Linked DNA regions of Homo sapiens: region 2 is linked to region 1. A link is an interaction called in ENCODE POLR2A ChIA-PET data of the cell type or tissue named here. Cell type or tissue: PC-9. All regions are shown on one strand. Region 1 overlaps FHIP1A (FHF complex subunit HOOK interacting protein 1A). Region 2 has its middle 21 kb from the start of SH3D19.

The links. ChIA-PET counts read pairs that join two places held together with the same protein. Peaks named below come from ENCODE experiments on the same cell type or tissue, not always from the same donor. Only the 100,000 strongest peaks of a DNase experiment are listed, where the experiment ranks them.
Region 2: POLR2A ChIA-PET joins it to region 1 with 6 read pairs; 2 of 35 experiments call an interaction of 5 or more read pairs at or near these places.

What each region holds. Positions count from the first base shown.
Region 1 is chr4:151,639,243-151,644,242 of GRCh38, forward strand. All of the region lies in intron 9 of FHIP1A (FHF complex subunit HOOK interacting protein 1A), which reads left to right. Among named protein-coding and RNA genes, the nearest start is that of GATB, 120 kb to the right of the region's middle. In PC-9, no CTCF peak of the experiment used is centred here; a DNase peak (open chromatin) is centred at 2,129; H3K27ac peaks cover 1,742 bases.
Region 2 is chr4:151,344,306-151,349,305 of GRCh38, forward strand. No RefSeq gene overlaps it. Among named protein-coding and RNA genes, the nearest start is that of SH3D19, 21 kb to the left of the region's middle. In PC-9, no CTCF peak of the experiment used is centred here; no DNase peak of the experiment used is centred here.

The DNA of each region.
Region 1 (5,000 bases):
ATTTGATGAGTATTTGCTGTGAACTGAAAGGTAGCAAAGGTTTGTCCTTTGGACGGAAGTACAGGTGGGAAAGGTTTTATGAAGTGGCTGGGATTTGAGGACGAGTATTAGGAGTCAAAGTGCACAGCTATTAAGAAGACATTCATTTGGCAGTTTAATAGGGGACTCAGGAACACCAAATCTTGCCTTGGCCCAGCAATCCCTCTTCTTCTCTGGAACGCTGTGAGAAGCATCTGTTTTTGTGAAGGAAAGCAATGATGCTTCCTTATTAGCTCATGATTTAGCCCCGAATCTCTGCACAGAACTCTAGAAACTCCTGGTTAGACCATGGTGTACATCTTTCCTTCTTTTTGGTAAACCCAGATCCTGAATCTTGGAGTTGACTACTCTGGTGAAACCCTACCCCAGCACTGCAAGAAGCGGACCCAGAGAGAATGTGGCCCCAAAGCTGAGAGAGGAGCGAAGGGCTAGGGCTGAGAGGAGCTCCGAGTTGCGAGGGTTTGTGCTCTTACATGCTCTTCTGGTGGTGTGGAAGCAAAAACGAAAAAGTGGGACTACCAGGGTCCTCCAGCATGCGCTCCCTGCTCCTCCTTCCTTAGTGGACTTCCTGACCCTTCATTTGACCAGTCCTGGGGAATAAGGGTGGGTGGAGCTGAGAGTGGGGGAAGAGGGAGGAGACCTGGTCTTCCCCTAGTCCACATTGGGGTTTTGACATGATTTGAGTAGAGGTTACTGAGAAGAAGACATTCCAGGTGGATGCACTAGCATTTCCAAATAGGTAGCTCTGGAAAAGCCAGGGGTGTCAAAGTGTGATGCTGGAAACTAGTTAGAAATGCAAATTCTTGGTCTCCTCTCGGACCTACTGAATCAGAAACTCTGGGGTTAGGGCCCAGCAAGCCATGTTTTAACAAATTCCGGGGGATTCTGATGCACTACTAAGTTTGAGAACCACTTTGAGGAGTGATGCCGTGCAGGCATAACATCTTGCAAAAGAGAGTGATTACAAAATGAGTGTGAAAAAGCTGGTAGTGGCCTATTGTGGAGGGCCTTACAGAATTGTCAGGAGAGTATCACCTATTAGTTTTTCAAGTTTAAAAGAGCTTTTGAACTTTTTACAGTTTTAGATTAGGTCATCAGTAGCTAATCTTAAGGATTAGCAGAAAACAAATCCAATCTTAAAGAAACACCCTGGGTAGTCTGGGTAGAACATTAGTTATCTTTCCTAAAAGGATTATGTTAGCTCCTCATCAAGCCTCTACTGATATATGACAGAATGCATTAGCAAGGCCTGAATGAAATCCAGAACAACTTGGCAAAGCCGTTTTTAGTGCCAAAAAAACCAGGCTTTTACTCCAAAGTGGGTAAAGCCTGATGGTATTTAAATGTTAAATTCTTAAATACTGCTTCTTTGATGGTAGGAAAACCAGCTGTCTTTTTCAGTGTACTTGGAAGCCTGGCCTTGATCTGGAGGTGCAGAGCCTCCCAGCTCTGGGTCACCAAGTCAGATTTAGTCTAGGTGATGGAAGCTCTTGCTTGCTGGCTGTTCAGTGGCCTTTAGAAGGTGAGTGCTGATCACCCTTTTACTGCTCATATAGTGGTGTTTGTTGTGTTACAAAAGTGTCCGCAGAGATGGCATCGGTAATGGCTTCTCTGGAGACCCAGACTTGCCCCTTATAAAGATGAAGAGATCAGCTCATGGTTGAAATACATAAATGTTCAAGTCAGGGATAGTCATTTCTAGGGTGGGTGAGGATAAATATACCAGGAAAGTGCCTGAATGTTATGTTATCACAAGTTCTGAATGGAATAATGGAAAAAAAAAAATGCCAGACCTGACGTTAGGAGATGGGCTTGACTGCCTGGTCCTAGACTCTCTGGGCCCATGTTTCTTTAATGAGGATGATAGTGATAATAATAATAATATAGTTGCTCTTAATTGAATACTTCCTCTGTTTCTAATTCTGCTGTGCTGCTTGAGGGATTCCACCAGGAGAGAAACTGAGAGGACATACACAGAAGTCAGTTGGGCACATAATAGGCATGCAAGAAACCACTGGCTCCTGGTATCCTTCTTCTGCACTGCTGATGTGACTCAGCATGTTTTGGTTTTGGAGTATGCCACCTCATAAGATTATTGGGAGGATCAACTGTGGTGATGTTTGTGAAAATGTTTTGAAATGCTGTAAAGCAAGGTTGTGTAACCTGTGGCCTGCGGGCCGCATGTGGCCCAGGACAGCTTTGAATGGGGCCCAATGCAAATTTGTAAACATTCTTAAAACATTATGAGATTTTTTTGCAATTTTTTTTTCTTTTAGCTATCATTAGTGCTAGTGTATTTTATGTGTGGCCCAAGACAATTATTCTTCCAGTGTGGCCCAGGGAAGCCAAAAAATTAGACACCCCTGCTATAAAGTATAACACACATTTTAAGGGAGGGAATTTTCTAGAAAGGACATTTTAAACTAATGAAAATAATTCTTTTCAGATTTAGAATCTGTGCAAAAAGCAAAGCCAATAAAAAAATCTTTATTCTTCAAGTCATTTAAACATTATTTTAAGGGACATAAAAAATAGATTTATAATCTGTCCTTTTTGTTTGTTGCTGCCACTGCAGTCATTTGAATATACATGATAAACTTGCAGATCTGAGAGGCAGTAGAGCTGTGAAGATTATGTGACTGCGTTTAATGAAGGTATTTGTTATGTGATAAATAAATAATGACTGTATGTCAATTTTTATTACAACCCAAATACTCATAAATACCAACATTTCAAAATGATGATCCATTTGTAACGGATACTAGTTTCTTTCATTTGGTGAAATATCAGAAAAGTAAGTTGAAATAAGGTACCCCCAAAGACAGGATATTTTAGTGAGCAGAAAACCAAGGAGAAATTGTCCACCTCCACGGATATGACATATGATAGGCCAAAGGCAGGCAGGAAATGCTGACAAGCAGTGAGGTAACAAATCTCTGCCATGTGCCTGGAACCTCCCAGTTGAGACAAAATTTAATTGCTTAATACATTGAATACTATTTCTGAATATTCTTTTTAGAGAGTTTTTTTCAGAAGTACTGGTCCATTGTCAGGTTTATGAACTGTCTTGCCTGTTGTGTTCAGATAGAGGTTGTTTTGCCTGAAGAGAAGCTGTGTGTATACTTCAGGAACATTTTCATCTTGCATAGGAGCTAGGGGTTTGGAGGAAAGGAAAACAACAACAACAACAACAACAACAACAAAAACCCTGTAAAGCCTGCCAGCCTAGGGGAAAATGAATAGGAGAAATATGGCCAGAACTTCTTTGAATCACAAATGATCTTTTTGAATTCACTAACATTGCTTTGTAGATGTTTGTCTATTGGTGCATTGTTGGGGTTATCATCCCAGAAGAAGCACTTCACTTAGCTCATCGTACTTCACTGCCTTGTTTTGCTTGTGTTTATGGTCAGTGTAGCATAGGGCAATATGTATGCTTTGTTATCAATTGATTGTCACAGAATTATTTTAGAAGTGATGATGGTTTAATTTAATGACCGATATCCAAGAAAATAAGAAACAGGCCCAGGGTTATAAAGGGTTGGGGAAATAGTGAAAATCAGGGAGGACAATATGTATGATATATATATATCATATATCATATTTTGGACAATATGTATAATATATATGATACATATTTTATTTATATATTATATATATATTTTTCTTTTTTTCCTTCTGTGTTGGGGGATGGCTTTGCAAAATCTGGACCTCTGAAGTCAGATATTTATTAGTCTCTGATTATTTTTATAGTTTCATGAATTTAAATTCTCAAACAAAATACATATAGTATAAATGAAAAGATAGTTTGATGATAAATACCTATACTAAATTCATAAGTGATTTTTCTACTATTGACAGCCAATTCATTTTCATATTTGAAATGTGGGGATATTCTGGCATTCATTCTATTTCTAATCTTTTCCTGTGAGTGATGAAAAGACAGAGACAGAGGAGCACAGTCTGTTTTTCTATTCTTTCTTCTGGGATGATCCTTCATTTTAAAGATACAGCAGAACCACTGCTTTTTTCTTTTCTTTTGAAAATTGATGTATAATAGTTGCACATATTTTTGGGGTACACATGATATTTTGATGCATGCGTGCACTGTGTAATAATCAAATCGGGATCATTAGGATATCTATCATGTCAAGCATTTATCATTTCTTTGTGTTGGAAACATTACAATTATTTTCTTCTAGCTATTTTGAAATATACAATAAATTATTGTCAACTGTAATTTCTCTACTGTACTATTAAATACTAGCACTCTATCTAGCTGTATTTTTGTACCCCTTAACTAACTTCTTCCCCCTTCCCTTCCCAGCCTCTGTAACCACCATTCTACTCTTTACTTCCATGAGATTCACTTTTGTAGCTCCCGCGTATGAGTGAGAACATGTGATATTTGTCTTTTTGTGCCTGGCTTATTTCACTTAACATAATAACCTCTGAGAACCACCATTCAGAATACTGGCGGGCTATTCATTTGAATAGACTCCCCATTTCCAGTTTCGTAGACTCTCTTTCAACCAATAGGGGATCTCCCTTGATTTGATTTATTCAGAAGAAAATTTTTAGTTTCTACTGAAAGCATGTGTTTGTAAAGTTGCAAATTCCCAATAAGTCTTTATTCTAATATAGTTTCAAGCTACCCACTGGTGATATTTGATAAATAGCTTTATTAGCTTTGATCCAGTGTTCCATTTTTAATACTTCAAACAAAGAATAAAAATCTATGAATATCAACTTAAATCATGAAATATGCTTAGTTTGAGCTGTAAGCAGTCATTGCTGTTCCAGCAGTATATAAAAGCATTGAAGCAGTTTATTTCTTAAATAATTAATGACCAAAATAAGGATACCATAAATCCTGTGTAATCCGAATTTCTCTAGGCCTCACCAGCCTATAGGAAGAGTTCACATCAATGGCTACAGGACAGATTTTCCCAGCTCTCACC
Region 2 (5,000 bases), 290 kb before region 1:
TATTAAACGAGATCTTGTAGAAGATAAGCTGAGTAGAATTTCTGGGCCATAAACTGGCTTCAGCTTCCATGAAAGTGTATAGGAGCCACTTCTGGGGAAATCAGTGGGCAAGGTTATGGGTGAGATCTGGGAAACAGAACTTAACTAAGGTTGGAGCAACTGGAAGGTGGCCTGGGTGCAGGACATCTGGCAAGACTATGGTCAGGGAGAGGGTTGCTCTGTATTTTCTGCTTCTAAGTTCACCAAAGCCCATCTCCAGTTCTGGAGTAGATCAAAGAAGAAAACTTCTGTGGGATTTAATGAGTGTCCTCAGCTTATCCAGGCAGTAGGTCATAGTGGGCAACAGATGGGTAGGAGAAGAGAAACGCCATCAAAACATGAATAAGGCAAATCAAATACAAACAGCAACCTGGAATAGGCTCATACAGGCATTTGATTTGCAGGTTTTAAAAAGTACTAAAATGGTAGTTGACATCTTAGTGATAGCCTCTGCCGATGCATCTTCTTTCTGGCATTGCATTGTTCTAATTTGGAGTTGTTGCCCTCTACATCTGATATACAGCTAGTAGACCATCATCCTCAGGACTCCCTTCTATTTCCTTAGCGGGATCTTCTGTTTTCCTATAATCCATACCTTCTTCCTTCTTGATTTTCTCCATCTTTTTAATTTAGCACATCTTAGCTTAGCTTCTTAAGAAAGGAAAAGATTCTTGAGAATTTATGTATATTTCACCTTTATTCCTTTTTAAAAAACTTTTTTTGGAGACAGACTCTTGCTCTATTGCCCAGGTTGGAGCACAGTTGTGCAATCATAGCTCACTGCAGCCTTGAATTCCTGGACTCAAGTGACCCTCCCACCTCAGTCTCCTAAGTGGCTAGGACAGCTGGTGCATGCCACCATGCCTGGATTCTACCTTTATTCTTGATGAACAATTTGGCTGGGTATAGAATTCTACCCAGAAAATAATTTTCCTTTAGAAATTTGGAGGCATTGCCCCACCGTCTCTAGCTTCAGGGTTGTTGTTGAGAAGTCCGATGCCATCTGGATTTCTACTTCTTTGGATGTGCTTTTTCTCTTTGGAAGTTTTGGGTATTTTGTCTTTGTGCCTGGCATTCTAAAGCTTCATGATAATATGCTTTGTATGGGTCTGCTTCCCTTCACTGAGCTGAGTACTTAGTGGGCCCTTTCAATCTGGCAATTTAGGTCTTTCTGTTACCTTTCATGTTAGAGGATTTCTTAAGATGTTTGGTAATCCTGGTTGTCTGCTCGTATTCAAGGGTGAGAAAGCAAAAAGCTGCATAGTAGAAGCCCTGTGCTTTGGGGAAGACCTGTTGCCCAGGAACTTTACTGTAAGATGAAATGGGTAGGCTCTTTGTTGGGGAATTCTAACCACACCCTATCCTCCTCCATATTACCTCTTATCACTATCTTTGGGGATTTTTTTTTTCCTTTTGGGCTGGTAATATTCCTTTAAGAAGGCTTTTCCAATCTTCCACTTGGAAGGTGAGAGGATCTGAGCATTTAGCATGACTGCATTAATTAATCAATCCCAGTTTTCTCTCTAGAGTCCCTATCCCCTTCAGCTATGGCTAAGAAGTGGACAAACCTCTGCATCTGTTAGGACGGAGGAGGGGCAGTTACCCAGTAGAAAGGAGTAGAGAGCATGCATATAAGAAGTACTACTACTTTTTAAGTAGTTCCCAGCCTCCAACCAGTTCCCTTATTTTATTCCTTCTTCATCTTCACTCTATATCCTGAGGATTTTGCAATGCCAGTAACTTAGCATTTGGTTTTCTCGTCTGCTAAGTCCTTTATCACTATTCTCTGGCCTCCAAAATTCTGTTGCTATTGCTTCATCTCATTCTCTCCTCGTTCTTGAGGGTTTTAGTGGGGTTCTGGAGGGAATCAAATTACATGCATTTGTTTAATCCATCATCTCTACCTGGAATCAACTGTCAAACATTCCAAAAAAACTGAGATTTATTTATCTACTAAATACTGAGTGTCTGTGATGTTTCTGGCACCTTGATAAATGCAGGAGATGAACTATGATTTATCTTCATAGTGATAACTGATGCTCTAACATAGTGTTTTGAAAAGAAAAATGTGCCTTTCCTCGCTACCATCCTGAAATTCTATTTTGTGAAGATTGGTAAATGCTGGGGTTATTTTGGGCTAGGGCAGCTTCATAACTGATACTGATTTTAAACAACATCTAGAAGATTTGGATCATTTCTGACATCACCCACCCACCCGTCCACCCCGGATGTATTTCTGAGTGAACTGGCCTAATACCTAATTCTAAGAGTGTATGCCAACTTATCTTAAAGGCCATTCATTCTGAACACTGCATAAAGCAAGATCAAACACCTCAAGCTCTGACCGAAGGGTGAGTATGCAGCTGTCTTAACAAAATTTTTATATACCCTTGATTGTGTCTCTGGTCCTGGTGGCAATTTATTCTAGATCTTGTCTTCAAAGTTTGGCAATCACAATGATATGATAACAGGAGGGAGGTTTAACATTTATTGAGTGCCTACTATGTATCAAGCAGTGGCCTTGATACTTCACAATTAGTAACTCATTTAACGTTATTCCTTAATAAATTCATAAGCACAGCAAAATTCTCCTGGAGCAAAGCAAATAGTTCAAGCATATGTCACTTTCTTTTCATTGTTCTCTTCACTCAGAATTCAAACTCCAGTTCTACATTTTTGTATTCTATTGTATAAAATCTCTTGATGCCAAACAGACATATTTGTACAAATCACATGCATATGAGGGTGTGCTCTCAGAAATGTTGATAACCCTACTCTACCCTGTTTTTATATTCCAACAGATAAACCGTATACACCTAGCAGCATGGCCCAGTTGCTCTGGTGGTAGGTTTGGTGCACCCATGGAACAGAAAGAGGCCAGGCAGGCTCCCATCAGGACCAAACCCCATGAGCTACAGTGGCTGCCATCTTTTGCCTGAAACACCAGTGTCCACTGGTGATAAGGTTTTACTTTGAGAAAACTTTCTTTTGGCCTCCAAACTTTGTCCTGACATTGAGAGGATACACAGTTTTGTTTTGTTTTTTAATGGATTGTGTCATCTTAAATTTCTGGCCCTGACTATTGATCAGAGTCTATGATGAACTGGCAAAGAGAAAATTATCTCTGCTTGTTACTGGTATCTTACACTGGCAAAGAACTGAACGATTTCTGGAGTTCTTCATCTTTTACATGAGTCAGGAAAATCACACATTTGGAGCAACTATCAGTAATAATGACATTAATAATTACATTTTATTTTTGTGAAGGTTACAAAGCAATATTATGCAAACTAGTTCCCATCAATATCCTTGAACTTGGTATTCTTTGATTTATAACTGTGTGAGTCAAAGATTATACTGTAAAATCATTAAAGACTAACACAATAAACATCAGCTAATGATTTTCCAATCTCAGTTTAAAGGTATGGTTTATGTTGAAAATTCCCCACCCCCGTAATAGAACCCCCTCAAAAATCATGAGAACAAGGAATTGTAGCAAATAAGCTGTTTGAGCCTTAGAAGCAGTACCTTAAGACAGAAACATAAAATCTCGGTGAGGGAAGAAACACTGAAGGTCAAACGTCTACCTAAATCCTGCTCTACATTCAAATATTCTTCCGCAGGGGAAGGCTCTAAACGCTCCTAAAAGCATTTTGCATTTCCTAGATAGTGGATTCTCCCTCTAAGCCAGTGGGTTCACAGGAGTAGGAAGGAGAACTGGGGGCAGTGGACAATAAGGAATTAGAAAAGGAGAAGAGGAAGGGAGAGAAACGGGAACTGCCTTAGGGAGAGAAGAGTGGAAAGTTTACAGGCACACTCGTTTTATTGAGCTTCACTTTATTGCACTTCGCAGATACTATATTTTTTACAAATGGAAGGTTGGAGCAAGTCTATCCATGCCATTTTCCCAACAGCACATACTCACTTTGTGTCTCTGTGTCACGTTTTGGTATTCTCGCAATATTTCAAACTCGTTCCCAGTTTGTATATCTGTTAGGATGATTTGTGGTCAGCAATCTTTGGTGCTACTATTGTAACTCTTTGGAGGGCTCCACAAACCATGCCCACATAAGACGGCAAACTTAATTGATAAATACTGTGTGTGTTCTGACTGCTCCACCGACCAACCATTCCCACTTCTCTTTCTGTCTTCTCAGTCCTCCCTGTTCCCCAAGACACAACAATATTGAAATTAGACCAGTGAATAACCCTACTATAATCTTGGGCGACATAGTGAGACCCTGTCTCTAGAAAACATTTAAAATTATTAACTGGGCTAGGCCAGGCGCAGTGGCTCACACCTGTAATCCCAGCACTTTGGGAGGCTGAGGCGGGCAGATCACCTGAGGTCAGGAGTTTGAGATAAGACTGGCCAACATGGTGAAACCCCGTTTCTACTAAAAATACAAAAATCAGCTGGGCGTGGTGGTGGGCACCTGTAATTCCAGCTACTCAGGAGGCTGAGGCAAGAGAATCGCTTAAATCCAGAAGGTGGAGGTTGCAGTAAGCTGAGATTGCACCATTGCACTCCAGTGTGGGCAAGAAGAGTGAAACACTATCTGAAAAAAAAAAAAAATTAGCTGGGCTTTGTGGTGAGCACCTGTAGACCCAGCTACTTGGGAAGCTGAGGTGGAAGGATCACTTGAACTCAGGAGGTCAAGGCCGCAGTGAGCCGTGTTCACACCACTGCACTCCAGCCTGGCTGATAAAGTGAGACCCTGTCCCCCAAACAAACAAACAAACAAACAACAACAACAACAACAAACCCCTACAATGGTCTCTAAGTGCCAAGTGAAAGGAAAAGTTGCATATCTCTCACTTTATTTATTTATTCGTTTATTATTGTAGGGATTATGTCTCTCACCTTAAATAAAAAGCTACAAATGATTACACTTATTAAGGAAAGCATGTCAAAAGATAGGCTGGGCGTGGTGGCTCATGCCTATAATCCCAGCACTTCG